Linked DNA regions of Homo sapiens: region 2 is linked to region 1. A link is a loop called in an ENCODE intact Hi-C map of the cell type or tissue named here. Cell type or tissue: endothelial cell of umbilical vein. All regions are shown on one strand. Links, peaks and the distances in the headings refer to the core of each region. The heading gives the core; the rest is flanking DNA.

Region 1 (2,902 bases), core at 184-2,683:
AAGAAAGAAAGAAAGAAAGAAAGAAAGAAAGAAAGAGGCTATCTTATCCCTATGTCTGTTTTTAAGACAAACAGACCTTTACTAGAAGCCCACAAAGCCCTTCTCTTCACATCTCATTGGTTACACTTGCATCCCATTCCCCAGTCTAAACTTATCGGCTACATGGTGCATGTTGATGTTAGTTCTAGACCGCTTTGGGTAACAAAGACAGGAAACAGGCCCATGATCTGGGGCAAGGTGAACCAGAAGGCTCTGGAACATGGAGAAACAAGGACAAAATGGCTAGTGGGGATGGGGAGAAAATAAAGACAGTCATTTGGAGGTAGAGATGACAAATGGCATGGATACTCTTTCCAGAATTCTCTGACAGACTGGGGAAGGGATTAGGGATCTTGCAGCCACACAAGAGGGAGGGGCTGCTCAGTCACAAAGGCATGTGTACCCCAGGGGGCTAGAAAACGGGGGGAGGCTTGGCTTTCTCAGGGGATTAGAAGAAAGATGCCAGAAGAGCTGGAATAAAAACTTACTCAAAGACCTAACAGAAGAAAGGTCTTTTGTGTCAAAGAACAGAGTTTGCAAAGTGAACAAGCCGAACACATTGCAGGTACTATCAATGAAAGGAAAATGACAACACTGGAAAAGAATTCCCACCGGCTTCAAAGTAGAAAAAAAGAAAAAAATGGGTCGCCTCTATAGGAACCAGCACAAGTTTGGCCTTGGATTTTGTACTCGGAACTATTCATAACGCTACATTCTTTTTTTTTTTTTTCTTTGAGACAGTCTTGCTCTGTCACCCAGCTGGAGTGCAGTGGTGAGACCTCAGCTCGCTGCAGCCTCTGCCTCTCAGGTTCAAGCGATCCTCCCACCTCAGCCTCCGGAGTAGCTGTGACTACGGGCATGCACCACCACACCCGACTAAGTTTTGCATTTTTAGTAGAGACGGGGTTTCACCATGTTGCCCAGGCTAGTCCCAAACTCCTGACCTCAGGTGATCCACCTGCCTCAGCCTCCCAAAGTGCTGGGATTACAGGAGTGAGCCACTGCACCCAGCCTGTAACACTACATTCTTGAAGGTAGTGCTGTACCTTTTACAGGATTTTGAGCGAACAGTTGGTTCCAAGAATTTTATATCTATCAAATTACTCTTGAATGTGTAGACAACTAAAGATGTTTTGAGATATTCAGAGGCTTGGAAAATAGATCTGTCCATATTCTGCAGTAGACAGAAAAACCAATTCAAAATGCAGGCTTCTAGAAGGTGAGTGTCAGAGCATAAAGGAACCCCTCCACCAGCACGGACCCCCTTGGGGCCCATTGTCCTTGGCATGGCTGTGGAGCCCACACAGGGCAGCCCTGGCCGTGCTAGGCTTCTATGCCCTGAACCTTTTCTGTGCCCCTTGTTGTGCAACTTCAGGAAGTGTGTTAGAGCCACATCCTTTGCCCGGCGGCTCAGACGGAATCTTTACTTCACTCAGTGACCACTCAGAACAATAACAGCTGCCACTCGCTTCCTGAGCTTAATAACAATGGCTCAACCGTTCACCTCCCGGATGCTTGTGACGGAACAGCTTTTAGAAAGTTGTTTTGTTTTCCCTCTCCAAAAGCCATGTCGCCCGGAGATACGTGACAGCCACCGTCAGGGACCAGGGACTTGAGTCACAAGTGTCTCTTCTTTAGAACTCACCGGAATGGCTCAGACCACTGGATTTTTTCTTCCAAATCGGGAAAGAATAATGAAAGGGTCTATGAGATAGATATTTTCTAACTCTTCATCTAAACTTGCATGAAAACCTGGGAGTGTGGCTGGGCATGGTGGCTCACGCCTGTAATCCCAACACTTTGGGAGGCTGAGGCGGGTGGATCACTTGAGCCCAGGCGTTTGAGACCAGCCTGGGCAACATAGTGAAACCCTATCTCTACAGAAAAATACAAAATTTAGCTGGGCATAGTGGTGCACACCTGTAATCTCAGCTACTCAGGAGACTGAGGTGGGAGAATTGCTTGAGCCTGGGAGCAGAGGTTGCAGTGAGCCGAGGTCGCGCCACTGCACTCCAGCCTGGTCTACAGAACAAGACCCTGTCTCAAAAACAAAACAAAACAAAACAGAAAAACACCTGGGGGTGCTCCCATCTTGACTGAAACAATCAATATCCTAGATACAATCTCAACCTCAAGAAAAGACAGGAAGTTCACAGAGAACATTGATGTGATAGGGGATTATGGGTAGTTCTAATTTTCTGCTTTATTCCTCTCGGTGGGAAGGATGTTAGAAAGGACGCAAGGGCCAAAAGGTTGTAGGGTGGAGCCGAAGGGCCTCTTTTGCTTCAACTGTGGCCCTAGGTTTGAGACAGCCATTTATGCGACACGTCTGAGGCCACTCCAGGCCTCCCTGGCCACCCTGGAGCTGGCCCATGAGGGCGGCTTGCAGGACCTCAGACTCTTCCTTACTTTCCCAAAGAGGGGCCATTTCAAAGGCAGCAGCAGCCTCCCAGCTCAGTCTGCAGCGAGCAGCTCAAGATAGGCACCGCTTCTCTTAGGGGAGAGTCACTTCCCTTTCCAAGTCAAGAAAGGAGTTTTGGCTTTACAAGAAACCCACTCTCTTGGTGTGGGACAGTCAGGCCTGCGGGGCTGAGCCGTTCTGCCTTCGTCTGGCCTCACACAGGGCTCAGAGCACTGCCCCAACCCTCCCCCAACCAGGAAAAGCAGTGCAAGCTGAGTCCAGAAGGTTCTCAGGGTTTGAGTGGCACAGCAGCTGTTGAACAACTGCTTAACAGTTCCAGAGCGTACTCAGGTCCCTGAAGACATGAAGCCCATAGCCCAAAGAGCAGAGCTGAGGGAGATGGAGTTCCAAAATTTACCCCTCCTTCCCCACCACTCCCAGCACTGCCTAGAATGCTCTAAA
Region 2 (2,902 bases), core at 170-2,669, 330 kb before region 1:
TTCCCCAGAAATTCTGATTTAACTCCAGGAATCAGGAATCAGTTGTATTAAACCTTGAACCATTTAACTAAAGCTAGATGTAGCCACAGGGATAAATCCAGGAAGCGTAATGCTGTGGCTGTCCAGTCTGATAACATTTATTCGACATTTCAGAACCAGTTCAACAATGCTATATACTGTTTATGCCTACACACACTTATCAAAAAAGTATATAAACATGAAAACAAATGACAAACACCAAAGTTAGGATGCCCCCAGGGAAGGGGGAGCAGGAAGAAACGAGGATAGGAAAGAGAATTCCAAGTGCCTCTGTTATATCTATTATGTTTATTTCTCAGGCTGGAAGCAGTCATAGCTGGGTTCATGTGTTACTTTTTGAATGTTTTAAATGTTTTGGCACAAAAATATGCTAACATGCCCAAGCCAGAACTAGAGACACACACAATATAGCCATGCCCTATATTTGTAGTTTAGCCATACGGAAGGTTAACAGGTCAGCCTGAAACCATGCCAGTAGCCAGACTCTGCTGAGGGAACTGGGGGAGGGGAATCTCCTGAGCGCCTGAGCCTGGAATTCACTCCTTTACCATCCCAACCCCTTTATGCAGGGTTCCCAGGGCTTTTATACACCCCACCAGGCCCCTGCCGACTGCCACGCGTCTCATGGCAGACACAACTGTTCCTAATTTGTCTCTCAAATTTCTCATCCCAGAGTCAATTCCTGAATCCCAAATAGCTCGAGTGTCTGAAAACAAGGTGGATGCTTCATGAAGGGAGGAAAGGGAGGTCCTGGCGGGACCACTCAGAAGGGAGCTTTTAGAGGAGAACAGCAAAAACACCTTCCCTCCCAACACACACCCCTCCACAAACCACAAACCAACATCACACCCTAGAAACCTCAAAGCACACAGGGACAGGTCCTGCACCGTCGACAGACAAGGTGAAAATCCACCCACACCCAAAGCAGAACAAATCTGGGCTCTGTAGTGCTTGCTTTGGGGGACTGGAGGGAAATTTTCCCGTGACAAAGCTCAGACTGTAGGAATTCACCACACACAAGCCTCTTCCACCTGCAGCTTTCTGTCTGGCCAGGTGAGAACCACAGAATGTTTCTAGCACATGAGTAAAGTCACACCACAAAGCCTATACCTTAAAAATTCCAGCCTTCCATTTCTAAGACATACAAGCCAAGAAGCAACCCTCTGGAGCATCTTACAAGGAAGCTCAATTCCTTCCGCTTAATTCCAAACCCTGACCTTGAACTCACCACCCAACAGCCTCCCAGTATGATGGCACACTGTCCCCTGGGGCTCTTACCTGCTGCCCTTCCTGCTCAGAACAGTTTCCAGCTGCTCCACGTGTATCAAAATTGAAGTGACCCAGCACAAACAAAAACTGGGTGTTAAAGTCAATGGGCAAGAGCCTACAGATTACGAAGTAGAGCAGGAACGCTGGAGCAGCAAATCAGTACCGTGCAATCAGCCACCAACCAAAAGAGGGGCAAAGGGACGGTGCTGGGGGCAGGATGAGGCACTCGGAAACACTCTGCTAAATATAGCTCCTGGGCTGCAGCGCTTGGAAAGGTGGCCGAGAATAAGCATCTGGCGCCCTGGGTCATTTCTGTCACTTCCTGTTACTCACATCCTGCTGTTCCGATGCTGCCCGAATCCTGGATTCCCCGTACACAATTCCCTACCTGGAAGCCCCCAGAGACAGACCATTCAAAGCAGCTGGGATGTGCGTAGACAACAGACTTCCTCACAGAGCACCACACAAAACACAAAAATAGACACCACCACACAAACAAGCTCTTGGAGTTCCCCATATAGAAAGAGCCTGAGTGCCCAGGTCCGGGTGAGCTCCGCACAGCACTGTGTCAGACCCCGCCCAGCCCACCAGCTCTGCACGCTGCCCTGTCTGCAACCTAAAAGGGAACGTGGGCCCAAACAGCTGTCATGCACTTCCTCTCCTGGGCTGCATCTCACCTGCAGCCTCAGAGCAGCTTTGGGGGGAAGGAGGGGGTCCCCAGCATGACAACTGACAGGTGCCACCCACAGCACAGTCAGAGCAAGGCATCCTCCATCTGACCCACTCCTGCCTCCCCAGGAACTCAGGAAGCCCAGGTATGGAGCAAAGCCAACTTGGCAAGAAGTTAAAGTCACATGTAACCTACCAGAAGATAGGTTGTTTTAATTTATTTATTTTTTTAGAAACCCATAAAGTAAAATGAAGCAAAAAGTGAAAGTTCTACTTAAAAATGAAACGTGACAGAAATATTGTGTTACTTACCTATTCACTATTTCAACAGTACTTCATTAAGCTTGAGTTATGTTCAACTGTGAGAAAACTAGAGATTGGGGACTGCCATGGTTGGCGGGGGGGCCTCTGGCAGGAAGGGAATATTATTACCCATGAAAGGCACCCCAGATGTAGAGCTGGTGCCCCAACATGGGCTGGCCATAGTCAACCAGCATGCAGAAGGCAAAATACAAACAAATGTGGTTTCAATAGCAAAACGCTGGCAGCACCTCAGTCTCCAGACAGGGGGCTGGTGAAGTAAGCTCCAACATGCTCACACAATGGTATGTCACAGGCCCATAGTCATGGACACAGAAAGATGTTCATGAAGTAATAAGTTTTAAAAGCAGGTCATAAACTAGTCTGTATAAATAATCCAAATTTTTGTAAAACTAAAGTGTATTTAATAATATTCACAGAAAAAGGCCCCATAACTATCTGTCCATATCAGGGTTTCTCAACCTCAGCACTATTGACATTTTGAGCCAAATAATTCTTTGTTGTGAGGCTGTCGCACAACACTGTTGTGCCTCTGGGGACACTGAGCAGCTTCCCTGGACTTTACCAACTAGGTGTCAGCAGCACGTACCCCTGCTCTCCATAC

The links. Peaks named below come from ENCODE experiments on the same cell type or tissue, not always from the same donor. Only the 100,000 strongest peaks of a DNase experiment are listed, where the experiment ranks them.
Region 2: a loop joins it to region 1, with 3.0 times the contacts of the local background. A loop is called at or near these places in 3 of 110 quality-filtered maps.

The regions. Positions count from the first base shown.
Region 1 is chr2:233,083,254-233,086,155 of GRCh38, reverse strand. All of the region lies in intron 2 of INPP5D (inositol polyphosphate-5-phosphatase D), which reads right to left. Among named protein-coding and RNA genes, the nearest start is that of INPP5D, 24 kb to the right of the region's middle. RefSeq lists an enhancer at 1,283-1,332 and a silencer at 1,323-1,617. In endothelial cell of umbilical vein, for the core only: no CTCF peak of the experiment used is centred there; DNase peaks (open chromatin) are centred at 205, 515 and 1,495; H3K27ac peaks cover 2,500 bases.
Region 2 is chr2:233,417,837-233,420,738 of GRCh38, reverse strand. All of the region lies in intron 3 of DGKD (diacylglycerol kinase delta), which reads right to left. Among named protein-coding and RNA genes, the nearest start is that of DGKD, 65 kb to the right of the region's middle. RefSeq lists a silencer at 1,342-1,451 and an enhancer at 1,642-1,841. In endothelial cell of umbilical vein, for the core only: no CTCF peak of the experiment used is centred there; a DNase peak (open chromatin) is centred at 1,618; H3K27ac peaks cover 2,356 bases.